Regions from separate parts of the Mus musculus genome. Here all the other regions are linked to region 1. Evidence: chromatin loops called from intact Hi-C (ENCODE). Cell type or tissue: left cerebral cortex. All regions are shown on one strand. Region 1 holds the start of Gng2 (guanine nucleotide binding protein (G protein), gamma 2). Region 2 overlaps Gng2 (guanine nucleotide binding protein (G protein), gamma 2). Region 3 holds the start of Gm29899 (a long non-coding RNA gene). Region 4 holds the start of D14Ertd670e (DNA segment, Chr 14, ERATO Doi 670, expressed). Region 5 has its middle 16 kb from the start of Saysd1. Region 6 overlaps Gng2 (guanine nucleotide binding protein (G protein), gamma 2). Region 7 has its middle 20 kb from the start of D14Ertd670e.

Region 1 (4,000 bases):
AAATCAATGAGGCTAATGACAGGAAGGGGACATCTTAAAATCTGGGTTTTTAGTTTGAGGAGTTTGGTCGGTCTCTCCTGGAGCCCGGCAGATGAATCTCCTGGGAGGTTTATGACCAGAGTAGAGGGGATACGTTAGGAGGCAGGCACAAATTCCTAGTGATTTCTTGTTTAAAAGATTTTTTTCTAAATAAAAACTTAATAGAAATACCAACCCCTTTCTCATGGAGAGGAGTGAGGGAGGGAGGGAGGGAGAAAGGGAGGGAGGGAAGGAGAGTCTCTTAGCTGGATTAAAAGTAAAGATTTAAAATTTGGTTTAAAATTGACCAAAGTCTTGTTTTTATAATTTCCCCAAACTTTTGAGACCTCCCCCCCCCCTTAGGCTTAGCATTACACACACACACACTATTTTATATATATGTATGTATATATACTTTATGTTGGACATTTCTGGTCTCTTACAATAAAAAAAGATTTCTGAGAAACTTCATGGAACTTGAAATCAAAACAAAAGGAATCTTGGGATTGTTTGAGAACACTCACTGAGAGTAACTTTTGCGCCTGCCAGAATGACATTCGGTAGTCCCCAGGGTGTGCGAGGAAGGCACAGCTGATGAGCCTGCATCAATCTAGATTTTCCTGTCAGATTCCCTCCTGGTGAGTGAAGGTAGGACAGGGCCTTCAAAATACAGTAGCAGATTGCTTCTAATGCTTGAGAAGGTTAGCTTTCTAGGCCTGGCTTCTGAGAGAGGATGGATTTATTTATTAATTACATTTGAGACAGGGTCTCACCATGTAACTCAGAGGAGCTTTGAGCTCAAAGTGATTCTGTTGTCTCAGGCTACAGTACTGAAACTGCAGCTATGACTACCATGCATCACCTCCCTTCAGGAGCAAGGATTCCCTCCTCGCTGCCCTGCTGGTGTTTAAAATGTACCTTCCCCCAAAGTGCTTCCTTAATCCAGAGAAAGAATAACTCAAACCTGGGGTAAATTGTTGCCACAAGCATCAGGGCTCAGCTGTGAACATAACTGGGGGAAGCCAGGGGAACAAACACTGGTGTCCGACCGGCTGTTGACTGTCCGAGCCACTTGTCACCTGAGTTTCAGTCTCTTGTAAATAATAACCGATAGTATGTAATTGAGTATTTTCTCTGCTCTGGGAACTATTTGAAGCACCACGTATCTGTCTGGTCTTACTTCCTTCTCAGATTTTTCCACTGTGAAATATGGTATGATTTTTGCAAGTGGGGAAACTGAGGCATATAGACATTAAGTCATTTGTCTAAGTTTACAGGCAGGAATGACAGCTCAGATTTTAACTCTGGAGGACAGACTGACAATGGTTCTCTTTATTCATGACACTATCCTATTGTCTGAAACAAAGGGCAAAAGAGGCCCCTCAGCCCTACCAATATTAGGTGGGTGGTAGAGGAGGGGATCTATGGCTGGACTGGGAATCCGGGCCACTCAGACCACACCCCTCCCTTCATTCACACTCTCCTCGGACTGTTCTCACTGCTAGATCTACCTCAGCATTGCAGGACTTGGCTTAGCTCACACGTCCCAGAAGTCCTGCGGGTGCCATTATTTTCTAAGCATATGGGTTAAATAAAATCTCAGTGGTAGGGAGACCTTGGGGGAATGAAGCTCCGGAAAGGTTGGCTGGCCACAGAGGAAAAACTCGGCAGCAAGAGGCTGCAAGCTGCTTGGGAATGCAGATAGGCCGTAAATTAGAAGGCGCTGCTGGCTGGCCCCGGATCTCAGGACCAGAGTCTACGCCGGCCCAATAAATACAGTAGCTTCAGTTCAGAATGAGAAAGCAGTTTGGGTGTTGAGGAAACCCACTGAGGCACTGTGTGGACACTGTTGGGAGATGAGCGCTGGGAGATAAGAAAAGGACTGAGAAGACAGTGCAGTGGGGATGGAAGGGCGCTGGAAAAAAGGGGTCCAGGGGATTAGAGCCAAATTAGCATCAGCAGCAGACAAAGCCACTTAGAGGAAGCCCTGAAGTGGTGGGAGAAGCAAACGAGAAAGCTGGCTTGCTACCCGATACTAAGAGAGGAGGAAGTGGGAGATGAGCTGCTTCCTGTAGGAATGAGGATTGAAGACAAAGCTGGGTGGGGACTCAGGCTTGGGCTTCAGGGGCTGCTATACAGACAGACACACGACGCCTCTCGGTGGGCAACTCCTACTACGGCTGGGCTGGGCTGGGCAGGGCTTCGCTGCGCTGGGCTGGGCTGACTGGGCTGGGCTGGGCTGGGCTGGGCTGGGCTGGGCTGGGCTTGGGCTGGGCGGGCCGACCTCACCACCCATCTGCTCCGCCAGGGGAAGCTGCTCTCTAACCAAGCCTCCGGAGCCAAGCAAGGTAAAGGACACGTTTTCCATGTAGCTCCTTTTGAATTGAGATGAAGTGACCATGCTTGTGGGTTTTGGGGTGGATTTCTTAGGGAAGCGAGGAACATTGATTCAGGCTTGGGGGAAATGATTAAGATGGGATTTTAATTTTTTTTTTTTTTTTCGAGAACGATGGTCAGATTTGTGACACATTTTGTTCAGGGTGTGGGGAACCACCCTCAGTGTTTAGGAAAACAAGCTGAATGTAAGAAGTGGTTTGTTTAGCTGGCTCAGCAGACCGACAGGGCTGAGTTGCAGTCAGCTGGGGTGCGAAGCTGCAGTCTGGGCACCCGAGCGTGGCAGACCCTTGTTTTGGGGTGTAAGTGGTGAAAGATGTTAAGCACACTCATATACGTATGTATTTCGGTGAGCCGTCTCTTTGCAACATTATGGCTGTGGTTTGGCTGTGAGGATGTTGGGTTCTTTTGTACATAGATTTTTACCAACAAAGGCTCGCATTTCGAGAGCGAGGGGCCAGTATTTACCTCTAAGGAACTAGTGTCTTCCTCTCCTTGCTGCTACCATTTGTTAGTAGGTCTTACCCTAAAGTTGCATCCTTATTTAAAGGACCATGGCCGGCCTATAACTTGCTGAAAATCGGATACCGGTGTGTAAATGGATTTTATGCCTGTATGAATTTTATCCATCTCTAGATCAAAACGATTGTTAATTCTAGACAGAGATAATATCGAAGTGAGCTGGTTTGTTTCCTTGTCTGTGTATGCTGTACACTGAGTTAATACAATCAGAACACAGTTTTTATTCTGTAAATTTTCTTAAGCACTGGATGCTGATAATGAGTCTGGGATAGTAACTGGTTTGCGTTTATGAGTGATATATATAAAAGTACAATAAAGAGGTCTAACAGGCTTGAACTGAGATTATGGGCTTTTTTGGCAGAACATGTAGGATAAACAGTTTAATAAACTGTGTCATAATTTTTAAAAAATCTTCAACAAAAGTGTAGTTAAGCATAAGAAAGCATTGATTAAAATGATTTTTACTTTTTTATATACAATAAAAGGAGATAGTTTTTCAAAGCAAAGAAAGAGCTTCGTGTGGTAGAATGAAAACAATAAAATGGCATGTTTGAATACTCATGAATTATTAAAATACAAGTTTCTTTTTTTAAGGTCCAAATAATACCAGTGGAGAAAATATGTACTTTTGTGATAAAACCATTGTCAGTTGAAGAAGCCACACAATTGAGATTCAGTTTTGTTTTGTCACCTTTATGAAATTCATTTAGCTTCTCAGAATTTGTCGAGTAGCGGTGCATTTTCTGAGACAGGAAGCTTTCATGGACACTGAAGAAATAAATTTCTATTTTCCTGAGCATGTGTAGGAGTTGCTGTAACCATGGGCTCTTGGGAAGGCTTTCTTGAATTTAATCAAAGCGAGTCATTTCAGGATTCTAAAGTCCCCATCGCATCCTAAAGTGAAATATGTAGCTTCATTCTTCTGGATGGAGACCTAGGCTAGATCTAGAGTCTGGTGATCGCACTGTGTGTCCCTAACTGAAATAGGAAGCTGGGCCTCTGGGCTATAAGGACGGCAGGACTTTCCTTTCATACTGATTCGTCTACAGCCTGTGTTCGCAGATGA
Region 2 (4,000 bases), 73 kb after region 1:
TCCAGCAGTTGGAAGGCAGAGGCAGGTGGATTTCTGAGTTCGAGGCCAGCCTGGTCTACAGAGTGAGATCCAGGACAGCCAGGGCTACACAGAGAAACCCTGTCTCGAAAAACCAAATAGTAATGATGATGATGATGACGATGATGATGATACCAGTCAGCAAGCAAACAACAACAAAAAGTCAGAGAAAAGGCTTGGATTATCCTGGTACAGGTTTCTAGACTGTTGTGGATGCAAAATCACTACAGCCGCTGCTATAGGCACGAGCTACATTGTTGGGAGAACAGAGAACTTGGCTGAAGACCAGAGCTGGTGATGTGGGCCCAGGGCAGGCAGCATTTCTCTTGCCAGAAACACTTGCTGTGGGCTCTGCTGGACCTTTGCATACAGGAAACAGGCCTGAGGAGAGATACAGCAGCCAATTCCGCAAGCCTGCTTGGGAGGCTTGCCAGCTTATCCTGTGGTACAAGGAAACCTTTACACAGGCCATTTGTGGACATGGGTCTGCCCTGCAGAAGGGAACAGTGAGAGGAGCTGTTTTTCTAGCATCATTGAGAAAGCTCACAGCGTGTTCTAGAATCTGCCTAGCAGCTGGTTCCCATAGAAACTTTAAATAGACTACGTGGTTGTTGCCTCTGGATGCCACCCGCTAAGCACTCAATAAATCCTTGATAATTTAAAATCATGACATGATCACCGTCATCTCTTTGACAGATTGATCATGAAAATTAGAAATTTCAAAGGTAGACATGGAGATTTCCTTACTTTCTCCTTGGCAGCTCCCTCCCCCGAACCATCTAAATTCTCATTCATTATTTAAGTCTTTATTACTGGAGTTCACAGATTTTTCTCCTTTGCCTTTCTCAGTCCATGATTTCTTTTCCATGCTCTTTGCTGTACAGAATGTAGATGTTTATATAGTCTTTTTAGGTCACCATGCGCAGGGGTGGTTCCGTAAACCGTAGTAGTTACTGTTTTCCGTAGTTCACACAGCACTCTATAATTTACAATGGACTGCTGCAAGGCTAGGCACACCTGTGCAATGCTCACTTTATAGCTAAGCAAGAGAGGCCCTAGGAAGACTGGCATTTCCACCCTGTCATAGCTGGAAGCTCCTGTGCCAACTAGAATCTCCTGTCTCCTGATGCATGCTTTTTCGGTCTTGTGTTGTTTATCACTTGCATCAAGGGAACTCCCAGGCAATTCAGAAATGAAAGCAAATGTGAGTGGAAGAGCCCCAGGTCACACTTGGAGAGCCCAGCATCTCTGTTGACCAGCTGCTTTGTCTCCTTTGGTAAGCCAGCATGAACATTGGAGCCTCCGTAGGAAGCTCAGCCAGGGAAGTCTACCAAACCCCAGGAAGCGGGTTCAGGTTTGGAATTTGTTGAGGATTTAAGAATGAAGCTCCAGTTTCTTATAAAGAAATTAATTAGCCAATAGATAATCTCTTCAAGGAAGCAGAAGGCCACATGCTGCCTTCAGATCCCCATTGCCTGCTGCTACAGAGGATTAGACATCAGTAGGTTAACAGCCATTGCCATAGAAACTAGTTTGTATTTCTCTGACCTCAGAATCCTGTGGTTTGTGATCAAGGCTTCCTTCCATACACATAATAAGTTTAAAAAAAAAACAACATATATATTACAGAATACTAATCTTTTCTTGGTGGGAACAAGGCTTACCTAGTATCCAGAATACCATTTACTGAGACAACCAGGGCTTTATTTGAAGCTCAGATGAAAACTGAAAGCTGATATGCCATCTTAGCCTGGCAATACAACCTCTTCTGTTTCATCTTACAAAATTGGTGATTTTGAAAGGAACACTTTTATTGAGGCCTATGTTTTTCATGAAGGCCATGAAAATCAGCTAGCCCGTGTCCACAAGGAAGGCTCCATCTTGTACAAGAGAATGCTTTCAAAATAATGCTGTCATTTCTGTCCCCGGCCACCTGCAGGGAAGCTATGCAGAGTCTTCCTCTCTGTCCACACCACGGAGTCAGCCCCCCTGCAGAGTGGAAGGAAGTCACTGGGATGTGCTTTCTCACCCTCCCTAAGAGGCACTTCCTTCCCATGGAAATACAAGTGTGAGTCTGAAGTCATTCTCTGGGCCTGTTTTCTTCCCCTTTAGCCCGATCGCAGGTCTGGTTGTTGGTTTCATTCACATGAGCTCCCCTGGAAGCTACAGAGCCCCACAGAGCATAAGAAATGAATTTTATGTGTGTGCAGACGAGTAGACATGTGCCACAGACCCCAGATTAGGACCAGACTGGTGCTTTGAAGATGTGACTTGAGAAACATCTAAAGAGAGTCTTTCCCAGGCAGACAGGAACATTTTTCTCACTAGGGGGCGGGTGGCGGGGGGGTGGGGGGGTGGGGGGGTGGAGGGAGCTAGTGCTCGAACTTCCCCTGGTAGTGCTGAGGATTAAGTAGGGTAATGCTGGAATGAACCTGGCCCAACTGTTACACATGGCAAACTTTTGGTGTACAAGTGAAATGTACTCACATGAACTCCTTGTCCCTTAGTGAAAGAGTAGAGCCAGAAGACAGACTAGGGCTAGGGACTACTCTTGAGAGATTTCTATTTCCTTATCATCAAGCCTGCTCTTTAGCCAGCTTACCTGTGAACTCCCTAAGGCTACCTAGGATGGCTTCTCTTTTTTTTTTTTCCTGTATCCCTTTTTTTATTAGATATTTTTTTATATACATTTCAAATGCTATTCCAAAAATTCCCTATACCCTCCCCCCGCCCTGCTCCCCTACCCACCCACTCCCACTTCTTGGCCCTGGCGTTCCCCTGTACTGGGGCATATAAAGTTTGCAAGACCAAGGGGCCTCTCTTCCCAGTGATGGCCGACTAGGCCATCTTCTGCTACATATGCAGCTAGAGACACGAGCTCTGGGGGTACTGGTTAGTTCATATTGTTGTTCCACCTATAGGGTTGCAGACCCCTTCAGCTCCTTGTATGCTTTCTCTAGCTTCTCCATTGGGGTCCCTATGCTCCATCTTATAGATGACTGTGAGCATCCACTTCTGTATTTGCCAGGCACTGGCATAGCCTCATACAAGACAGCTATACTCCCTTCAGCAAAATCTTGCTGGCATATGCAATAGTATCTGGGTTTGGTGGCTGATTATGGGATGGATTCCCAGGTGGGGTAGTCTCTGGATAGTCCATCCTTTCGTCTTAGCTCCAAACTTTGTCTCTGTAGCTCCTTTCATGGGTATTTTGTTCCCTATTTTAAGGAGGAATGAAGTATCCACCCGTTGGTTTTCCCTCTTCTTGATTTTCTTGTGTTTTGCAAATTGTATCTTGGGTATTCTAAGTTTCTGGGCTAATATCCACTTATCAGTGAGTACATATCTAATGACTTCTTTTGTGATTGGGTTACCTCACTAAGGATGATATAGGATGTCTTCTCTTGCTGTGTCTCCCCAGCATTCCTCTTGCCCCTCTCTGTTCTGCTTCCCATCTTTTGGTTTTCCCTGTCTTTTACACACAAGTCAGTGACCTGTAGAACCCATGATTGTTCAGCACCTTCTGTGTCTAAGCTCCTACATACTGTTGGTGTGGACACATATACACCATATATACACATACTGTGTGTGCCCTGCCCCATCTGTTTTCATTCTGTGCCTCAAACCTTCTTAGTGCTGCTCAAAAGTGAGGAAAGGCAAGGAAACAAAGACACCATGAGTCTAAAAAAAAAAAGACCTTTGTGACTACCCAGTTGTTGAAATACTTGGCTGGGGCCGAATGAGTGAAGATGCATAGCAGATTCTAATCCAGGTACCCTGGGGCTTGACAGTGTTAAAGGAGAAGGGGTAACACTTGATGCATCGACACATGTGTGCTGATTTGAGAGATCCCTCACTAATTTGCTATTTCCAAGTCCAAGTGGCCAACTGGTAGCAGGAAGGGATGCAAGACTAATAGCTGCCATGAGACTCTGCCATGGGCAGAGTCATGTGATACCATTATTTGATTTAGAGTGCAGTC
Region 3 (4,000 bases), 270 kb after region 1:
AACTGCTCTTCTGTCGTCAGTGCCACGGCTGTGGCGCTCACTCCACTCATAGGCTCTGCACAGTCTGCAGATGAAAGGACCTACCTGAGTCTTCGCCCACATGGCTTCCATTGTCTGGAAGGCTTATACAAAGTCCTCCTGCCATTTAGAGACAGGATGATGCCTCTTCTTCTATGGCTGTCATTCGTCTTCCCTAGGTGAAAACGAGCTCCTCTCCCCCACCTCCCGCACTGTGTGTGTGGACTTTGATTTGCCTGGTGTGATACTGTAGTTAATTATGAACAAGTGGGGACTTGACTGTAAATTCCTTTAAGCTGGCGACAGGATTTGAAGCCAGGATCTTATTTATAGCTCTAGCAGTTACTCATTGAGACAATGTTAAAAGAAAAAAAAAATAGTTCTCTTGAGGCAGGCTGAAGTTTACTATTTTTGGAAACCCAACAGCATTTACACAGAGAATTCTAAAGAGGTGAAATTTGGCATTTTCTGTTTCTCCTCTGATAATTTTAGATACACTCAAGGATATTTTTATCTCTACACTATGCCATAGATGAGAACAGGGAGGGTCCTCTTTTCCTGTTTCCTTACATTATAGTCCATGTAAAGCTCAAATAAGCGTGCTTCCTAAGTAGCTTGTGTGGAGGAGGAAACCCTTTACTCAGTGCTGGGGGGTTGGGGGGGGCAGAGACTGATGCACGGGGAGGGAAACCATGACGTAGCTGTAGCGGGGTAAGTTCCCCAGTTATAGGCTCAAACCAGCTCCTGCCCCATTAAATGGGAAACACCGTCCAAGGAACAGTTGTCAAGCACCCCTGCCTGCTATTAAAGAAACCTCTGAAAGACAGTCAGCCCCAGGAGCAGAGAAGCCCTGAGCCTGCTCTGGACAGCACCAAGTTCTGTGAATGTGCCCCTGGAACCCAGTATTTACACTTACCAACCTTCCTCAGCAGGGAAACAGACTGGCCATTGAGGTGAGTCCCTCCACAGGCATGGACAACACCCATCCAGTTACAGGGCGTGGATCAAATTAGCAAGCATGTGGTGTGTGTTAAAGCCGTTCTCAGTCTCTGGACTGGTAGCATCTGAGGTTAGTGGTTGAGAAGGCTCATTCTCAGGCCCCACCCCAAAGCTGGCTCCTTGATCCTCCTCATACACAAATGGAGCTGGTCCTGGTTTAGCTGAGTGGGGGAGTCTCTACCAGCTCAGTGTCCCAAATAAAACAACCCTGCTTGCCAAAGGCAATGCGGGCCTCTGAGCCTTCTCTGCTGTCTTCACAGAAGTCTGAGGCCCTTAGGACATAATACTTGGGAAAATCGGTTGGAAATCAGAAGGGCTCTATGGGTATAAGTGCTGTTAAAGAGATGTGCCAAAGGGAAACACAGGAGGAGAGGCAGAGACTCTGCTGACAGATCTTAGAAACTACTCTTAAGCCCTAAAGAGTCTTGAGCTGCTTACATGTCTTTCTCTGTTATTTCTTCCTGTCTGTCCACTTCTACCTGAAACTAAGATGAAACAGAATGAAGGCAGCAATGTGAACCAGGTCTGCAGAAGGAGGTTCTTGGTGGCGGTCACCGTCCCTGGCTGGCAGAAGACCTCTGGCGCCCTCTAGAGGAGAAACTGGAAAAAGTCCCTTTTAGGTCTCAAGTCCAGGGCTGCCTTTCCCTCGAGTGACAGGAAAATTTCATGGCTAAATTTATAAAATTGGCATCACATACTAATAAGGAAGTTTATTTTAAAGTGATTCTTTTGCGTACATATATAATTTATCATTTGGTAAAGATGGAAACAAATTTGCGAGGTAATGGTTTTTATACCAAGATGGTCAGCAGGATGTGGAGCATCTTAAACGTTTACAGAGTTGATCGATAGTTTGATCTTATAATCAATCGTCAGTACTGAGGACACGGCTTCACTTAAATATGTAGTACATATGACAAAAAATATAATTAGGGCCATTTTGAAAATTATATCCTAAGCCCAAGTCCCTAAATCCGAGAGAGAGAGAGAGAGAGAGAGAGAGAGAGAGAGAGAGAGAGAGAGAGAGAGAGAGAGAGAGAGAGAGAGAGGAGGGGGAGAGGCGAAGGGGAGGGGAAGGGAGGGGGAGAGGGAGGGGGAGGGGGCTAAGGGGAGGGGAAGGGAGGGGGAGGTAGGCAAAGAAAGGTGCAAATAACACAGAAAACAGGACCCCATGTCATGAATCAAGGCCTCCGGGAATCTGGGAAGTATATTTTGAAGACATACTTCTAGACAACCTTCCTGCTCAGTGGCCCACACAGTAATTTCGTCTACAACTTCTTCTGAGAGATGATGGACAACCGACACAGATCAGGATGAGTTGGAGCCCGCTGGGAGACCGCCTGCGTGTTATCCTCCTCCCCCTAGCGGAGGGTCGCCCACAGTACAGCCGGCAACAACAGGGCTCTCCTTAGGTTGTGGTTTCCATGGGGATGCGGCGACCTGTTATTTTACAGCCACATCTCCCACATTTGCTTGTGTTGGGTCCTTCTGTGACTAAAATACTGGAGAAAACCGTTTTTTCACTTGTTTTCGCCTGCCTCCGCCGCTTTCCGAGGGCTCAGCAAAGTACTCCCTTCTTCTAAGTTAGTTTTCTCTCACCACCAGATCGTTTCAGATGTCCCTGGCTGCTGAAGACATGGCCATGGTACCCTGTCCTTTGCTCTCGGTCTTTGGTGCGAGTCACTCTACACTGCAAACCCTGTTTGGTGGGTCTTCCCCAACTGCAGAGAGCTGTGAGAACAGGAACTTTGTCCACACCTTTGGGCACAGAGCAGCAGAGGGGCTGCCTCACCTTTTCCTAGGATTAGCCTTGACTTGGAGCATAGACCTCTCGTCCATCCTTCCTTCTCCCACAGAGAGACGCAGGTCAGGTAAGTTCTTCCCTTCCTTGGGGCCTTGCTTTTCTGCTGTACACCCTACTTGGGAAAGTGTGGTTCTTCTTGAGTAACTATGGACCACGGTTTGTGCTGACAGGAGCACCTACCTAATCATGGCTTGAAAGGGATTTGCTTGGATATAAAATTTCTCCACTAGAATTCAAGTTCCATTCCCCCTTCGTTTCCTTTATGTAGGAGCCATTGTGCATTAATTTTGTGTTTTGTGGAAAGGAAAGCTAGGCGTTTTGCTTTGTTCTCTCGGAATGCTGGCGATTGAATTCGGATCCCGCACACGCCAGCTAAGCACTGTATCCCAGAACTGCATCCTTTGTCTTTTCTCTGGAGAGAGTCTCACTAAGTTGCCCAGGCTGGTCTTGAACTCACTCTGTAGATAAGCTGGCCTTGAACTTGTAGTCTTCCCGCTTCTGTTTGCTGAGTAGCTGGTATTTCAAAAGTGTTTTCTTCTTGAAAAGGACTTGTGACCACTTGAGGCTGGGGATGGGTGCGGAGGACTTAGATCAAGATCTTTGGTGGTAATGCTCCTAAAGGCACTTAAAGTAAAAGTTTCTATTTTTTTCTGATTTTTATCTAAATATCAGAGATACACTGAGATTGAAATCATACTGAAAGATTTATTTATTTTTATTTCATATGTATGACTGTTTTGTCTGCATGCCGTGATTGGTGCCTACAGAGACCAGAAGAGGGTTCCAGAACTGAGGGTTCACAACTCCTCAGAACTGGGGTTGTGAGCCACTAAGTGGGTGAGCGCCTTTAACCACGGAGCCATGTCTTCAGTCCCTTGAGAACACTCTTATCTCAGAGTGGAGAGAAAGTTTGATGTAGACAGCCATCAGACTGTACAACTGGTTAGGTTCGATTTTCAATCACATCTCCATTTCTTATTAACTTGAACAAACGGTGACGCTTGATCTGGCAGAAGGATTGGAGGCAGGCACAGTTCTTCAGAGGAAAATGGCAAGTAGATTAAAATATTCCTGGGATAATAAAGTATGAGCTCCTTACATATCACAACTTAGAGATACACTCCAGCAGTGTCTACAACTGTATCAGGAATGAAAATCAAACCCAAATAAGCAAAAAGG
Region 4 (4,000 bases), 140 kb after region 1:
TCAAGGTGACTTCAAAATAGTCCTTGAATGTCTGAATGGGCAGGTTATAGAAACCAAAATCAGCAATTATTCATATCATAACAAGCAGATGGCCATAGTTGTACATTTCTGGGCAGAGGGTTAAGGAGTCAGGGTTCCCAAGAATTTATTTTCTAGGAGCTTGAGTGGGGGAAAAACAGCTATTAGGTACCAAGATGGATGCCTAGCATGAACATGGAGTTTCATTAGCTATCACAATGGTACCTAATTTTCAAAGAATACCTCTGCCCAAAAGGAGAAAGAGCAGTCCGAGACCACCACAAAGGAGTGAGTCACCACCTGCCTGTGACTCCCTGTATTGCCATCATTACATTGGTAAATTTGGTTTGTTTGTTTGTTTGAGGGTCATTCCCTTGGATACAGAACAGTGCAGTATGAGCCGTAGGGCCTCAGAGTGAGCTGACTGGAATGCAGTCAGCATAAACCTTGCTTGCCTTCGTAGAGCTCAGCAGCAGCCACGGCATTTTGCCTGTCCTCTGCTGTAGAGTCTCAGTTATTAACTTTTACCTTGATGGACTGAGATGTATTCATCCCTGAAAAGCCCTCTAGTTTTTGGAGATTTTCTTATGGGTGTCCAGAGCTGACTGAGTGACAAAAGCCAAATTTTACACTCTAACTTTTTTTTTTACGCTAATGAATAAAGAGATGTAAGATCTGAAGGTTTCTTCCAATCTTCAAGAAATGCCCCAGGAGACTCTTCTGGGGCTGGAGGAGCCTCAGTAGTTTAAGACAAATTAGTGGTGGCAAGCTGCACCCTGAATTCCAGTCATAAGATTCTGGTGACAAGTGTCCACAGCCTGGGAACCTGCATATGTATTGGGGTCCCATTTGGATGGAGAGACTGCCTCAAATCGAGTAGCTTTTTAAAAGCATTCATACCAGCAGCTGAGCCCCCCCCCCCAAAAAAAAACCTTTATCTCAATTCAGATCTATGCCCATGAATCCCTTTTCCTTTGGGAGTAACTGGTCAGAAGGAATTACTGACAAACATTCCAGGTAGGGAAACGGGTGCATGGGACAGATTCCAGAAGAGAGTGGGGGGCTTGGGCTTATCAGAAAAAGGGACTCTGTGTCTTCCAGTTATGCAGATCTGAAGTAGAGAAAGGAGTATAGAGATCAAGGAAAGGGTGATGCCCTTCTTTAAACCACTCCCCCCCACCCCCACCCCCACCCGCCTCTGGAAGGAAAAGCGTCTTATGTGACAGAAAAACAGATGCTGGGACTTGAATCCAGAATGGGGTATGGTGGGCCCTCAAGCTGGGAAGCCAAAGGTGCCTTAGAAGCTGGCAGGGCAGTAGGTGAAGAGAGCAGCCCTCCCTGCACCGGTGCACGAAGGCCACTGTCCAGGCCCAGGCTCCACTTAGAGCCAAGAGGAGTGAAGGGCTCCGTCCCGCACCCTCGCTAGAGCCCACAGAGAATCCAGCCTACCCAGGTCCCGGGGGACATTGTCACATGAAGAAGGCCAGGGCTGGGGACAGACCCCCCAACTGTAGGGCCCGGGTAAGAGAAGCACTGGGGTACAAATCAAAAAACAAGGAGCTAACATCGGCAGAGGGTGCCACCTGTTGGCAGAATACGGGAAAACAGCAGAATTTTAACCAGTTGGTCAGATCAGATCCGACAAAACAAAAACACCAACAGCAAAATCAAGAAATCAATTAAACAAACCCCAAACGTGCCTGTCACACGTTCAGTCAGTTCTCTGGGTCAGACTTGCCTTTCATGCATTCAATAATCCACACAGTTGGCCAGTCACTCATTCAAGCAAAACTGAAACCAGACCTCACATGAGAGACTGAACCAGGATTCAGAGTCCCCACTCTTTACGTTCCAATTTAGTGTAGAAGGGGGACTAGGAAAGAGTTTCCTGTCGAATATTGTCTTCCTAAAACAGGATGAGGGCCTTAAATATCCATCCATCTTACCCAGAAGAGACCCCCTTTTCGGGGCCTATCTCTCTTATCCAGAAGGCTTCCATGGGGGCACATGCTCACCACCCATAATTCAGTCTACAGAGTCACCTCCTACCAGTGACAGAAGGATTCCTTGCTGGGAACACAGCAGTAACTCCGGACCTCTCCGGACTCAATGAGAGGTGTGGGGTCCTGGAATGCTCAGCGAAGGAGCCTCCCCTGCAGCCCCTCCTGCACGAGGAAGGCCAGGAGCGAGGTTGAGTCTCATGGAGCAGAGGGTGGGAAATCTCGTGTGGCTTCCAATTTTATGATCCACATGAGATACTTACTGACAACCATACTGATTTAGACAATAATTTTAAGTCCTTTTATTAATAACCAGACCAAAGAGGGGCTTGAGCCCTTCAAAATGTCTCTTGGTGCCTGAGCTCAGGGATACAGAGCTTTTAAGGCAAAACCACACAGATACATTTATATGAGCGTCAGAGTAAACTTGAAACATTCACTCCTGGCAGAGCTTAATAGGTATTTTAGACATAACTCGCCAATTACTCTGTTCAGCACATCTGGACCGTAGTCAAGGCCATGGAGATCTCAAACGTGTTGCCAAGGGATACGTGGCCTTTGTGGGAAGGGCTGAGAACCGTCTAAGCACACACACAACGGAATCAGGTAGTGTTACCTTAGTCATTTCAATGGGAAGCTCACTCAGCTTGTGGTAGCCATTCTCAGGCCTGTGGCCCAGGTTTCATTTAACAAGTCTGAGGCGTGGTGGAGGCTGGGGAGTGGGTACTTCTTCACTTCATTTTTTCAGGCAGGGTTTTGCTGCTCAAAGCTGACCTTAAACTTACAATCCTCCTGCCTCAGCCTCCTGCGTGCTGGGATTACAGAGGTACATCACTATATCCAGCTTGAAAATGTGTGGTCTGATGGGTTTCTGGCAGTTCTGAGGCATCTGTTCCAGGTGCCATGGATTTCTGACACCTGCAAAGGACAAGGTTCACACCATTGTCCAGTGGCTCTCTCTCTCTCTCTCTCTCTCTCTCTCTCTCTCTCTCTCTCTCTCTTTCCTTTTTTTGTTTTTTGTTTTTGTTTTTTCTTTTGTTTGTTTTTTCGAGACAGGGTTTCTCTGTGTAGCCCTGGCTGTCCTGGAACTCACTTTGTAGATCAGGCTGGCCTCCAACTCAGAAATCCGCCTGGCTCTGCCTCCCAAGTGCTGGGATTAAAGGTGTGCGCCACCATGCCCGGCTAAAATTATTTTTGCTGTTTTGTTCTTTGTTTGAGGTTGGGATTTTTTTTTTGTTTGTTTGTTTTTGTCGTTGTTTTTGTTTCGTTTTTTCGAGACAGGGTTTCTCTGTATAGCCCTGGCTGTCCTGGAATTCACTTTGTAGACCAGGCTGGCCTGGAACTCAGAAATCTGCCTATCTCTGCCTCCTGAGTGCCAGGATTAAAGGCATGGGCCACCATGCCCAGCTCCAGTGGTTCTAAACCTTCCCAATGATGCAACTCTTTAATACAGCTCTGCATAATGTGATGATCTCGTACCATAAAGTTATTTTCTCTGCTACTCCATAACTATAATTTTGCTACTGTTACAAACTATAATGTAAATATTTTTTGGAGCTAGAGGGTTGCCAAAAGGATTGAGAGCTGTTGTTACACAGCTGAATCTTATGTCAGCTGTGCATGTATCTTCAGATTCTGTGCAAAGTATTAGCTGCATAAAAATCAGAATGTTGAGACTATTATTTGGTATATAGGTACAGTAGGTGTAAATAAAAGAGAGAAAATTAAACAAACATATTAAGTATTCATGTAGATAAAATGTAAACATAGCTAGGTATGGTGGTGCATGCTTTTAAGTCCAAACACTTGGGAGATAGAGGTGGGCAACTCTCTGTAAGTTCAAGGCCAGCCTGATCTACGTATAGAGCTATGGGCCAGCTAGAGATACATAGTGAAACCGTCTCAAAAACAAAGAAAACAAAACTAAAAAAAAAAAAAAAGTGAATATAGGAATTTTCAGCTATACAAATTAGTAATATTAG
Region 5 (4,000 bases), 90 kb before region 1:
TGAGTTCCAGAATAGACAAGCTTAGGAAGTGAAGAAAAACCATTGAAAACAGAAAGCTGATTGAATGAGGGGCAGCTTCAGCCACTTGGCTCTGACTTTGGAGTCAAGGATAGAAAAGTTAAGGAAAGCTGCTGAGGCCAGACATGTGTCAAGGGTGTTCCTGCATGGAACTGTGAAGGGGGAGCCTTGGAGACCCCAAGACATTGGAGATGGCAGAGTTGTGGGGTACCTGCCAAGGAGCGCTAATAACAGGGTGGGACAAGCCCAAGAGAGAGGTGTGCTGCAGTCAACAAAGCTGAAAGGACTTGGAGATTTGAAGAGTGCTTTGACATCAGACACGAAGACACAGAGTTTGGAGTGTGCCCTGCTGGTTTTAGGTCTTTCTGGTCCATTCTTTCCTTACTGTGCTCCCGTTTCTTCCTTTTAGAATGGTAATTTATATTCTGTACCATTGTATGTTTGAAGTATGTGGTCTGCTTTTCTATTTTGATTTTGTAGGGGATTAAAGTTAGGAGATTGCCGTGAGTCTCAGACGAGGCTTTGGACTTTGGACTTGCAGACAGTGTTGAGACCTTCCTAGACTATGGAGACTTGTTGGACTGAACGCACATTTGCACTATGATGTGGCTACAAGCCTGTAGGGGCCAGGGAGTGGAATGTGGTGGTTTGAATGCCTCCCATAGACACATAGATGTGAATGCTTGGTCTCCAGGGGGTGGCGCTATTGTGAGGTGGGTCTTGCTGGGGGAAGTATGTCACTGGGGGTGGGTTTTGAGGTTTTCAAATGCTTAAGCCAGCCCAGTAACTCTCTCTTCCTGTTGCTGGCAGATCTAGATGTAGAACTTTTCAAATCCAGCACCATGTCTATGTGCAGGCTGCCATGTTTCCCACCATGATGATAATGGATTGAACCTCTGAACTGTAAACAAACCCTGTGGGGCGGTGGGCTGTGCACAGACAGCCTGGTCTCAAGTTGAGCAAAGGTCTGGAACCCCGGCGACCCTATGGGTGGTGACTTTTATCTGCATGGGATGGCATGTGTTCGGCCACGCCTCCTGGGTCCTTGACTCCTGTCTTGTAGCTTCAGCCTCCCCCCACCCCACCCCCACCCCCGCAGAGAGAGGTACGTGGCCATCACAGGAATAGCACCAAGCCCTCCCACAAGCAAATAAGGTTTCCCCAAAGCTCTCAGACCAAACCAATGAGAAATACCTGCTGTCAGACCCTTACCCATCTCAAAACTGTATATAAGAATCCTATACAGAAGGATTAGGGGTGGGAGAACTACTCTGTCGTCCAAGACTTTTGTCCTAAGAGCTGTAACACTTGAGATCTACTCTCCTGAAGCGCCGCCTGAGGCCCTGCCGCACTCCTCACTGGCTAGTCGGCTTCTCATCAGCCCAGCCTGACCCGACTCAGTGCAGGGTAGCATGGAATTACTGCATGGCGGAGACGGAGGCCCGGAAGCGGGGAAGCAATTACCCCTCCCTGACCGCATTCGCTTCCTCGCACCAGGCCTGGCCAGAGATTTCCACAGAAATCTCTGGTACTCAGGCCCACAAAACCCCAGAAGAAATGCTTTCCTTTATAAGAGTTGCCACGATCATGGCAGCTCCTCACAGCAGTAGAACACTACGACAGCTGTGTTTCTGTGTGAGAGAGAAAATGTGCTGTGGTGAGGGCGACCCACCTTTATCTCATCAGCTTTAAGAGTGGACAAAGCAGCAGAAGATGCTGCTCAGAGGCACTAAATTCTTATGTCCACAAGGTGGCACCCCATACCTGGTATGCACATTTTCACTTCCTAAGGCCAAATATATGAAGACCTTTTGCCAGAAGAGGTCGCAGAAACACCTCCCTTCCTTTCCCTACCTGTTGAGTGGGAACTGCCTTTATACGCTGTGTTAAGAATGGAGGAAGGTGATATTTCAAGCCCTCTCACTACTGTGAATTAGAAGATGGAATGGGGCCCTAGCATATCAGTGTTATACTGAAGGCTTTAGTTAGGGCACAGGGTTAGAAAAAGAAGAGGTAAATCATTTTTATCTGCAGATGGTATGATAGCATGTATTTTTATGTTTTAACTTTTTATTGCAGTGTGTGTACACATGCATGCTTGCGTGCACATGTGCATTGATGCAAACACATGCAAATGCCATTCTGTCTTCTCAAAATGTGCTGTCACCTGCGCACAGAAATCTGTACTTTCCCGCAGTGTCCCTGGTGGTTCTGGCCTCGAGTGTGCACTTATCCATTCTGTCTCTACATGGCTGCTTCAAGTTGACAGTGTTACAGGTAACATGGGGCTTGGCACTTTATTTTTGTGTCTAATTACAAATTCTATTTTTATATCAAAGAAAGCATTTCGTCAAGCTTATGGTTTCTGAGGGATACAGTTCACAGTGTCAGAGTAAAGGCCTGGCATGAGGAAAGGCACAATGATCACTGTGATCAGCAAGTAGATCACTTATATGCAGCCTCAACCTTAACCATAACTCTAACCCTGTGTCTAACCCAATTCTAATCGTAGCTATAACTGAATCTAGACTATCCCTATCCCTAATGCTAATCCTAAAACTAACACTAATGCTAATCCTACACCCAAACCTACCCTATACCTAATATAACCAATAGTCTAAACCCAAGCCTAAGCCTAAACTTAGGTCTAACCCTAACCTGAACCTAGATTAGTCCTATTCCAATGCTAAACCTAGACCTAATCTTAAATGTAGTCTATTCCATAACTATAGGCCTATCCTTTCTCCATCTTTAAGTCTACTTAGCCTTAACATTGGCACAAATGCCAGATATAACCCTAACCTGAAAGTAACCCTAACCTAACACCATTCTTAAACAATACATATTCTTCTCTTCATATAAGTGCTAACTATAAAATTAACACAGAACAAGACCAAATAGCAAACCATAGAAACCTGATACAAACAACCCTAGAAATACCCATAAAACTATTGCAACCAAAGCTGTAACACTAGCAATATCTATAATGATACCTGACCCTAAATTTAAACATATCACTACATTTATCAATACTAAAATCCTTAGCTTTATTTATGAGCATAACCAAAGAACTCTATCCATAGGTCTCACCCAAACAATATCTAACTCTAAACTTGTTCCAAGGCTTGAGAAAAATGCTAACACCAATCCTAAATCTAAATCTTGCAACGAAATGATGGTTTAAGGTTTAAACATTAAACCAAACTTTCCAAGGTCTGGCTCATCTTGAACATGAACTCAAAGAATAAACTTAAATAATACAAACCCTAGACTTAACTTTAACCCTGGGAATCCCAGCCTTAAAGCCACCCCAATAACTAACACTAAGACAAGCCCTAATGGTAACCTTAACCCTAGCACTAACCCTAGCTCTGACCCTAACCATAGTCATAGCACTACCCCTAGCACTAACTCTAATCCTAAGCCTAGCAAAAGCTAACCATTGTTCTAATTATAATACCAACAACTCTGACACTAAACTGCAACCTACCCATAACCACAGCCTGGCCCTATTCCTAAAACAAGGCCTAACCCTGTCTTGAACTGCTGCAGAACAATATCTAGACTCATAACTCTATTCCCTGAATAACATAACCATAGCCTAATTCTAACTAGAGACCAACACGGACTCTAAACTTAGCCCTAACAAAAACCCTAACACCACTTTAAAACCCAATCCTAACCCTAATCCAACCATAACCTCCCCTCTAGAACTAAACATAGTCTGAGTCTAACCCTAACCTTAGAACCCTACCCCTTGTCCCACCTCTCACCCTAGTCCCAGCAGCAACACTAACTGTAGGCTGAACTAACTGTAGACATTAATTCTAGCCTAATGCTAAACTTAGTATCAACCCTAACACCACTCTAGAGCAAAATTAAATGCTAACCCTAGTCCTATTCTAAAGCTGACTCTAGGCCCCGACCCTAAACATATTACCAGTTGTAACCTATTCCAAAGGAAGACATTAGCCCGAGGCCT
Region 6 (4,000 bases), 100 kb after region 1:
CTGGGACTCAGGTGCAGCCCCTGAGGTATCATGGTACAAAAGTATAAGGAGAGAGTTGGCTTTTGCGTGATTCCTGAGTTAAGTGGCTCTTTTGTTTGAGGCCCTGAGTGCTTTGCTCCTGGATCCCCACCTGCTAGCAACAGCTCTGTCAGCTCAGTTTTACTGACAACCCTGTCTACACATCTGGAAGCAGAGCTTATGCAGGTGGGACGCAGTCCTTCACTTAGGTCCTCTGGCTTAGCCTGATGAGCTCCAAGGTGGTGGGGCCCAACGTTGGGGTCCCGAGTGGCTGAGTGGTGGTGTTTGGGTCCGTGCCTGTCTATCCTCTCAGATGTTTCTGCCTTCCCTTGCAGGTGTCCAAGGCAGCTGCTGACTTGATGGCCTACTGTGAGGCACATGCCAAGGAAGACCCTCTGCTGACCCCAGTCCCAGCCTCAGAAAACCCCTTTCGGGAGAAGAAGTTCTTCTGCGCCATCCTTTAAGTCTCTGAGAGGAGGCTGAAGAGTGTTGGGGCTCCTGGGACATACATGTAGAGTTCCTAGCAAAGTGGGCGCCTTTCTCGTCCACAGCATTTAAAGAGAGGAAGGAGAACCATCCTGGACACTCCGGGCTGTGCATGTTTAAAGAAATGTCCCCTTATGAGAATGAAAGCTGATTCCGTGTCCCAACTTTAGAGATCTGACCCTGCAGACCGGCCTGGAGGAGGGAAATGTATAAAAAATGAGAATGGTAATCACTTCTTTTCTGCTGTCCCTCTAAGACATTTCTGCTTCATATTTATAAACAAAATAAACATTAAAGCCGGTGTCCTGAGCTGAGATATGGCTGACATTCTGGTAATGAGAATTGTCTTTCAAATACCCTCTGATAAGCTGTCGCCCCATGTAGCCACAATCCAGTTTAATGGTTTCCACGTTTAGTCTTTTGTGCCTTTTTCTTTTCCTTCCCTTTCTTCTCTTTTAGAGGGCTGAGAGGATAAGACTGGGTTTGTGTGTTAGTCTCAACTCCAAGCAGGAATGAACCCTGAGATGTTTAGAAAAGTGTTCCCCATGGGATTTCTTCATGAGAATAACAAGAAAATAGAAAGAAATACATACATGTACACACACACACATGCACGCACACACACACACCACACAATTCCGGCTCTCTGTGTTCTCTTACCACTATTCTTAATATTTGTATATGACAGTTTTGATTCTACGAGTTAAAGTGAACCACGTGTTGTGACTGGTGCTTCCATATCTGTGATAGTTTGTGAGTACTATTGCATGAACATGTCCCTACATCGCATCCATTCAGAAGTTTCGTTGTTCAGCTGTAAAGCTAAGAAGAGAAGTGAGAGAAAAAGAGGCCAGGGAGGAAAAAAAAAATCCTCTGTATTTTGAAAATTGGGATCACTTCAGCGCCTTAGCCATGCCTGAAATACCTCCTAGTGAACTGTGGTAGAAGTATCTCTTGACAGGTTTCCCCAGTCCGCAGCATTTGGACTTACCCAGGATCCAGGGCAGCACAGTTCCCCCCACGCCCCCAACTGGAGACCAGGCAGGGATCCACGATGACTTGGAAAAGCACTGTCAGAATAGCATCTCGTTCCCACGTCCCAGGAACAGTCGAAAGCATATGTAAAAGAACATGTTCCATGTTCATAGCTAGACAACCATGGCCCTCTTTAGCTCAAGCATCAGAAGAAATAAAGCCACAGCTCTAAGGGAGGTAGCCAGCCTCAGAATGCTCGTTTGAGAGACAAAGTCCCTGAATTGTGCTCCGACCAACCCTTGCAGTTGGCTCTCCTTCCAGCTCATTCCCCCAAAATTTCAAAGCATTCCCTGCTTTGCCCTCCACCCCGTTCGTCAGAGCCTCACCACTCTATTTACAGCTTCCTTTGGCTAGAGCTCTCCTCCCACAGTAAGACATTGAGAGTGAGTTTTTTTTTTCATGACAGTTGTCTCCTCCATCAGTAACAGAAGGCCTCGGCTGCCTTCAGACATTTTGTCATCTACCCAGTCAAAGAGAGCCTCTTACGATTCTTTTTGTTTTCAGATCCTAAAAGACCACTAAATCCAAGTAAAATTTCTTTTCTCCTCTTACCATTCTCTTCCTCATGGTTTAAAAGTTGGTGGTACTTTTAAAGGAAAGAGAAGGGAAAAAGACTTCCTATGGCAAGGACACATTTTACAAATAGATGGTAAGATATTTCTCTTAACTCTTTTATGGGCTTTCAGCTAAAGGAGTTAACTATGTCCAATTAAAGTTCAGACCTGGGGTGGGAGAGAAGAGGGTACCGGAATGATTATTAATGTACAAATGCAATTCTGTAGCCGAAAACTTCTGTTCCGGCAGAAACTTCTGTCCTCAGGAGTTTGTTATAGTTTGCGGGACGCTCATGAAGATTTAATGGTAGAAACAAAACAAAACAGACAAAAAGAACCACTGTCAGTCTTTAGAGAACTGCACTGTAATTCAATTATCAATACTGAGGGATCAGCTGAAAGTATCACACATTCAAAGTGAGCTGACATGAATCTGTGTTCACGTGTCAACAGCTGTGACTGGGGCACTCTGTGCTGGTTGGGGGTGGGGTACTCGAGGAGGATTCTGGACTTCTGTGTAAATTGAGATCTCTGAAGCAATTCCAGTGGAAACACAATCTTTAGGGCGCCCCTTATACAGGCCTAACAATTAAAAATTCAGAATTTGCAAATGACTTGTGAGCATGCTTATAGAATAAAAAGGCAGGAAACTCAATCCTCTTCCACATAGAAATTTCAGGAAAACATCTTTTTTACAATTTCATATCCTTCAGTATGGAGCTATAGCTGGAATCAGATTTGACTTCTTGATGTTTGTATTTATTAAAGGGAAAAAGGTTTGTTTACTTGGATCTCCAAAGAGCTTAATTCTTTTCAACGTGAACCATCATTGTCACCAGCATAATTTTACCTTAGGGTAACTAATAGGAAACTTCAGTTTAACTGTTTAAGGCCCTCATTTCTATATACCTGTATAACAATTACAATCTGCCATGGAATTAATAATTAATGTCATACTTATAATGCAGTGTCTATTAAAATACCTGAACCATTTTTAATAATCAACTCCGATTTTAAATGTTTTTACATTCGAAGGTAAAATATAATTTAAATCATTGGATTTAAGAAGACGTATCATACTTTTTCCCATATCCTTGTATTCACACGGTGAGTTTTGAGAAAATCAAGCTGGTGACCTTTAGTGTGTTTTTTTATGTTTTTTTCCCCTTGGTGTTTATTTCTAGCTGCTCCTGCAAATGGCGAATTATATGTATATTACTGTCTCACAGCCCAACAATTGTACAATTGTTCAGAGCTTAACACTTTTCCTGTATAAGATCTGTGGAATGTGTCTTTAAAGAGGGGAAAACAGAAAATGGGGGGTCTTGTGTTTTGGTGGGGTTTTTCCTTTTTGGGTTTTTTTGTTTGGTTGTTTAGTTGGGTTTTTTTGTTTTGTGTTGGTTTTTTGTTTTTTCAAGACAGGGTCTTACTATGTGGCTCTGGCTGTCCTGGAACTTGTTCTGTAGACCAGGCTGGCCTCGAACTCAGAGATTCCCCTGTCTCTGACTCGAGAATAAAGGCATGAGCCACCACACCCAGCTTAGAAATGTTAAAGCAGGAAAACCTGAATGTGATGTGCGCATCTTTACCCCACATGAACGGTGTATTTGTTTTAATAAATGGAATTTTCAGATTCATTTCCTACGGGGTCACTTTCATTGCAAAGACCTGTGGACCACCTCCCACATGAGTATTGATTTAAGAGGGACCTGGAAATATAAAATGTCGGGAAAACAGAGAAAATTATTTTCTTTAGGAGTCTGTTCATAGCAGATTTATCTGGTGCTGTGTAGGAGTCCTCTCCCTTCGTCACTGTGCCTCATGTACAGCCCTTGGGAATGGAGAAATACTGGAGGGAGGGTCTTCAGAGTCCTGCAGGCTAGGAGAGAGAGAGAGAGAGAGAGAGA
Region 7 (4,000 bases), 120 kb after region 1:
TAGAGGAGGAAGAAGACTAAGAAAAGCAGAGCAGAAGCACATGGCCTGGAGAAACTGCAAGTTCTAAGTTCAAGTTCTGATAAGATGGAATGAAAGACCCACAATGTGAGGGCTCCCCCACATTCTGACTCAGGAGAGGCGACACCCCAAAATCACCCACAAGAAACGGGTCTTGCTGCAAATTGCAAGAGGATTTTTATTCAAGAGCGCTCTCGGGCCCATGGTCATACACCACACAGGGTAGAGGACCTTGGCGCTCCGAGTAGCTGGGTAAGGGGGTATTTAAAGGAAGAAACCAGAAACTCAAGGAAGTGGGGAGGGCGTTGTTGGAAGATACCAAAGATACCAGTTAAGAGTCACAAGGAAGTGTAAAGTTACAAGAGTCACAAGGAATACCTGGTAATTGTTAACTCTCAAGACAGCTTCTAAGAGCCCCTAACAATAGAACATTTGCATTGCAGGTTCTGGTAATGGCCAGGGTGACTTTCTTTGAATGAGCACTCTTTGAACCCAGGAAGCAGGTGGGTAGAGGAATGTCGCTATCTCTTTTATGATTAGCATACCTTTACAAAGGCCACATTCCCAAGCCTGGGCCTAAAGGCCTAGAATTCTGTTTTTACGTTGTTATACTTTCAGGAGAAGATGGTAGTGTAGCGGTAGATCTGCCCAATCTAGGCGCATGGCTTGTATTCATATTAACTGAGTTGTGTTGTCATTGCCGGGGCATATTTGGGAGGAGATTTACCACAACATAGTCTCTCTACACAGTACTAACTGTCCTGGAACTTACAATGTAGACCAGGCTGGCCTCCAACTCACAGAGATCCATCTGCCTCTCTTTCTGGAGTGCTCAAAGAAATGTGGTGGTGGTAGTGGTGGTGTGTGTGTGGGGGGGTGTAGTTTGTTTGATTAATTTTTGTTTGTTTGTTTTTAATTTTCTTGTTTGGGGTTTTGTTTGTTTTTGAGGTGACTATCTCTACATGGGCCCAGGAAGCAAATATTTATCCAAGTATTCCTGAAGAGAAACACAGACACTGCAGATGAAGTTCGAAGGTTGGGCTAAGTGTTGGTTTAGATCAGGGGTTAACAAACCAAAGCCATAGCCAAGTTCACCTGGTGTTTGTAGTATAATGATTAAAATTCTCAAAAGAGCAGGGCACTGGTGGTATACACCTTTAATCCCAGCACCCAAGGGGGCAGAGGTACTCTGAGTTTGAGGCCAGCCTGGTCTACAGAGTAAGTTCTAGGCCAGCCAAGGCTACACAGAGAAACTCTGTATACAACAATAGCAACAACAGTGATAGATAGATAGATAGATAGATAGATAGATAGATAGATAGATAGATAGATTTTATTAAAAATATGTATCAAGGGCTGGAGAGATGGCTCAGCCGTTAAAGGCTAGGCTCACAACCAAAAATATGTATCAAAAGAGAAGTTTTGACATGGAAATTACTTAGCACTCAAATTGCAGTTTCTGTATTTTCCTTGGATGGTTTCATCCATCAGTGTGACATTCTTGCTCCCTGTCTTCAAGCTGCAAGAAAGGCAAAGTCTAGAGAACAACAGCTTCTTCACAGCTCCCAGCCAGCACTGACTTTCTACTTGGGAATAATTTCTCAGAAAGCTTAGATAGCTCTGACGAACCTAAACACTGCACATCCTAAATCCCACAGATTTTTGAATTATGTAATGGGAATGAGGCTTGGAACCCGGAGCTTGAATAGCACTTTGGAAGGCTCTCCACTGGGCTTCCTGCACTTGGCACCTCCGCAAATTTGTGGCTGTTCTGGTTTGTGTCCTGTGTAAGTCTGCTTGAATTTACCATTAATTACAATAATTAAAATCACGGAGTCTCCTCGGTGGGAATTTTCCAGCTCCTAGACAGAAATATTTTCTTACAAGCTCCCTCTACTGGCCTGTTCTCAGAAGGACACTTCTTTCTCTCTCTCTCTCTCTCTCTCTCTCTCTCTCTCTCTCTCTCTCTCTCTCTCTCTCTCTCTCTCTCCCTCCCTCCCTCCCTCCCTCCCTCCCTCCCTTCCTTCCTTTCCTTCTTTCTATTTAATTTATTATCTTTAATCGTTTTTTTTTTTACAGTCCAGTCATTATCCTCCTCCTGGTCTACCCTCTGACAGTTCCTCATCCCATTCCTCTCCCTCCCACCACCCTCCTCCCACCCCTGTCTCCGAGAAGATGTCCCTACCCCTCCACTCCACCTCACCTCCCCCACCCCACCTGGGTAGGATTATTGATTGTTCCTCTCTCTCTCGTCTGCTTGCACAGTACCTTCTCACACTATGAAAGTCATACTTCTGTGTCTGAAGTATGTGGTATCTTCAGCAATGAGATCTTACCTTCAATTTCAAGGTGATAACCAAGGATTATGACAATACCCTAGATGGTTTGGGGATGGTGTCTCTTGGAATCCCCTGATCAACAACTGAAAGGGAGATTTCCCATGCCTGGCCATGGGGTTAGAACACCGTATTATTTTATATTTATGTATTATTCATGCTTAAAATTCATATATGATAGATAAATACATATAAATAATTTAATTGAAGTTACTTCACTTTGGGTGACAAGAGCTATAGCTATGTTCAGAATCGCCACTGTAGGGACCCAGTGAGAGAACTATACTCCCTTTAAATGCAAATGAGTAGCAAGTCTAAGGGAAGCTAGAGAAGCTGGAGAAACCTTGGCCAACAATGCCTTCCTAAGCACAGCTCCCAAAACACCCTGCTAATGAACAGGTGATCTTGCTGCTCACAGCCTTGGGAAGGATGGTCACGTGCAAGCAGGGGCAGAGTGATGTTTGCTTGTTAGGTTGTAAACAGCCCCTCTAATGTGGGAGAGGCAGGCCTGGTTGGAACTGGTTAAGGACTGTGTTATAATATGTATAACTGTTGGAAACAACAAAGTTATGAATCTAGAAGTATAAATTGTTTGTTAGTGACTTAACAAAACAAACTGAAGTGACTGTGGCCTGCCTAGGCATGGCAAACATGGCTCTGGCAGGCCTTGCCCTTCCCCATTTCCTCTGCCTTATTAAAAACCCTTAGATTACATTCCTAAAGCTAACTACCAAGATCTATTCCCTTATTTGGCCACTTCCTCCTCCTCAGGCTAACTACCAAGGTCCAGCTATCAAAATACTAAAGTCCAGATCAAAAGCCCCATTTTGGCTGTTCCAATTAACATGCCCAGTCAAAATTAAACACCTCATTTTAACATGGGATTTCCCCTTTTACCTTTACAAACTGCCATTTGCCTATGGGTCATGTCTGTCTCCTCTTTATTCAGAGGCAGTCCTTTGTCCTTCTCAGGCTAATACTCCTTCCCCCATCTCTTGTTCCTGTCCCCTTCTCCATTGTCCTTTATCTTCTATCTTTGTCTCTAATTTGCTGCCTTTTGTCCCTCTGGAGCAAATCTCCTTTGTACCAAATACTTGTCTCTTCAGAAACCTCCCATAACTTTCTGCAATAAAACAAAATTCATAATTTGTTTTACTTAGCAAGGCTCTCCAGACTTTTTCATTCCAGAGGCATCACTGAGCCCCGAAAAGTGTCAAGATTTGACTTGGTACTTAGACTTTCACCCCAGCTGCATGATGATAAGTGGATGCAAAAGGACCAATAGTTGGAACGTTTTGCTTGAGATAGCAGAGACCAAGGACTTTCACTAAGAAACTGGCTTGGTGGATGGAAAGGCCTCAGTGCCTTAGTGGATATATTAGTCAAACTGTGTTGTTATCACAAAATGCCTGGCATAACAGTTTATAAGGGAAAGGTTTATTTGGCTCTCATTTTCAGAGGTTTTGACTGTAGTGAGGAAAGCTTGGGCCATCAAAATGACTCTGTGTGGCTAATGAAACTCCATTATATGCTAAGCATTCATCTTGGTACTTGCCAGCCATTGTCTCTGACTCCACTCCCTGAAAGATAAGTTCCCAGTAACCCTGATTCAGTGACCACCACCCAGAAATGGACAGCTATGACTA

The links. Hi-C counts contacts between places; a loop is a spot of excess contacts. Peaks named below come from ENCODE experiments on the same cell type or tissue, not always from the same donor. Only the 100,000 strongest peaks of a DNase experiment are listed, where the experiment ranks them.
Region 2: it touches region 1 in a loop (9-fold over the local background); 2 of 42 quality-filtered maps call a loop at or near these places.
Region 3: a loop joins it to region 1, with 2.4 times the contacts of the local background. A loop is called at or near these places in 5 of 42 quality-filtered maps.
Region 4: it touches region 1 in a loop (2.7-fold over the local background); 14 of 42 quality-filtered maps call a loop at or near these places.
Region 5: it touches region 1 in a loop (5-fold over the local background); 20 of 42 quality-filtered maps call a loop at or near these places.
Region 6: a loop joins it to region 1, with 2.1 times the contacts of the local background. A loop is called at or near these places in 4 of 42 quality-filtered maps.
Region 7: a loop joins it to region 1, with 11 times the contacts of the local background. A loop is called at or near these places in 13 of 42 quality-filtered maps.

Annotation. Positions count from the first base shown.
Region 1 is chr14:19,975,324-19,979,323 of GRCm38, reverse strand. It overlaps Gng2 (guanine nucleotide binding protein (G protein), gamma 2), which reads left to right and starts at 2,075. Exons shown (of 4, transcript NM_010315.4): 1 at 2,075-2,366. In left cerebral cortex, CTCF peaks have their summits at 2,137 and 2,341; DNase peaks (open chromatin) are centred at 2,200, 2,761 and 3,972; H3K4me3 peaks cover 2,333 bases; H3K27ac peaks cover 2,214 bases.
Region 2 is chr14:19,902,247-19,906,246 of GRCm38, reverse strand. The region is part of intron 2 of Gng2 (guanine nucleotide binding protein (G protein), gamma 2); the gene reads left to right. Among named protein-coding and RNA genes, the nearest start is that of D14Ertd670e, 65 kb to the right of the region's middle. In left cerebral cortex, no CTCF peak of the experiment used is centred here; DNase peaks (open chromatin) are centred at 415 and 1,999; H3K27ac peaks cover 1,639 bases.
Region 3 is chr14:19,704,238-19,708,237 of GRCm38, reverse strand. It overlaps Gm17030 (a long non-coding RNA gene), which reads left to right. Exons shown (of 4, transcript XR_874388.2): 3 at 2,623-2,888. Gm29899 (a long non-coding RNA gene) reads right to left here and starts at 235. Exons shown (of 4, transcript XR_874386.1): 1 at 85-235. In left cerebral cortex, CTCF peaks have their summits at 1,604 (motif pointing left) and 2,378; DNase peaks (open chromatin) are centred at 334, 1,141, 1,590 and 2,400.
Region 4 is chr14:19,837,622-19,841,621 of GRCm38, reverse strand. D14Ertd670e (DNA segment, Chr 14, ERATO Doi 670, expressed) reads right to left here and starts at 2,697. Exons shown (of 3, transcript NR_105025.1): 1 at 2,635-2,697. In left cerebral cortex, a CTCF peak has its summit at 1,601 (motif pointing left); a DNase peak (open chromatin) is centred at 1,602; H3K4me3 peaks cover 707 bases.
Region 5 is chr14:20,065,299-20,069,298 of GRCm38, reverse strand. No RefSeq gene overlaps it. Among named protein-coding and RNA genes, the nearest start is that of Saysd1, 16 kb to the left of the region's middle. In left cerebral cortex, a CTCF peak has its summit at 1,772 (motif pointing right); a DNase peak (open chromatin) is centred at 1,787.
Region 6 is chr14:19,872,289-19,876,288 of GRCm38, reverse strand. It overlaps Gng2 (guanine nucleotide binding protein (G protein), gamma 2), which reads left to right. Exons shown (of 4, transcript NM_010315.4): 4 at 354-3,730. The coding sequence ends at 482. Among named protein-coding and RNA genes, the nearest start is that of D14Ertd670e, 35 kb to the right of the region's middle. In left cerebral cortex, no CTCF peak of the experiment used is centred here; DNase peaks (open chromatin) are centred at 1,586 and 1,863; H3K27ac peaks cover 534 bases.
Region 7 is chr14:19,857,234-19,861,233 of GRCm38, reverse strand. No RefSeq gene overlaps it. Among named protein-coding and RNA genes, the nearest start is that of D14Ertd670e, 20 kb to the right of the region's middle. In left cerebral cortex, a CTCF peak has its summit at 1,877 (motif pointing left); DNase peaks (open chromatin) are centred at 1,764 and 1,824; H3K4me3 peaks cover 401 bases; H3K27ac peaks cover 547 bases.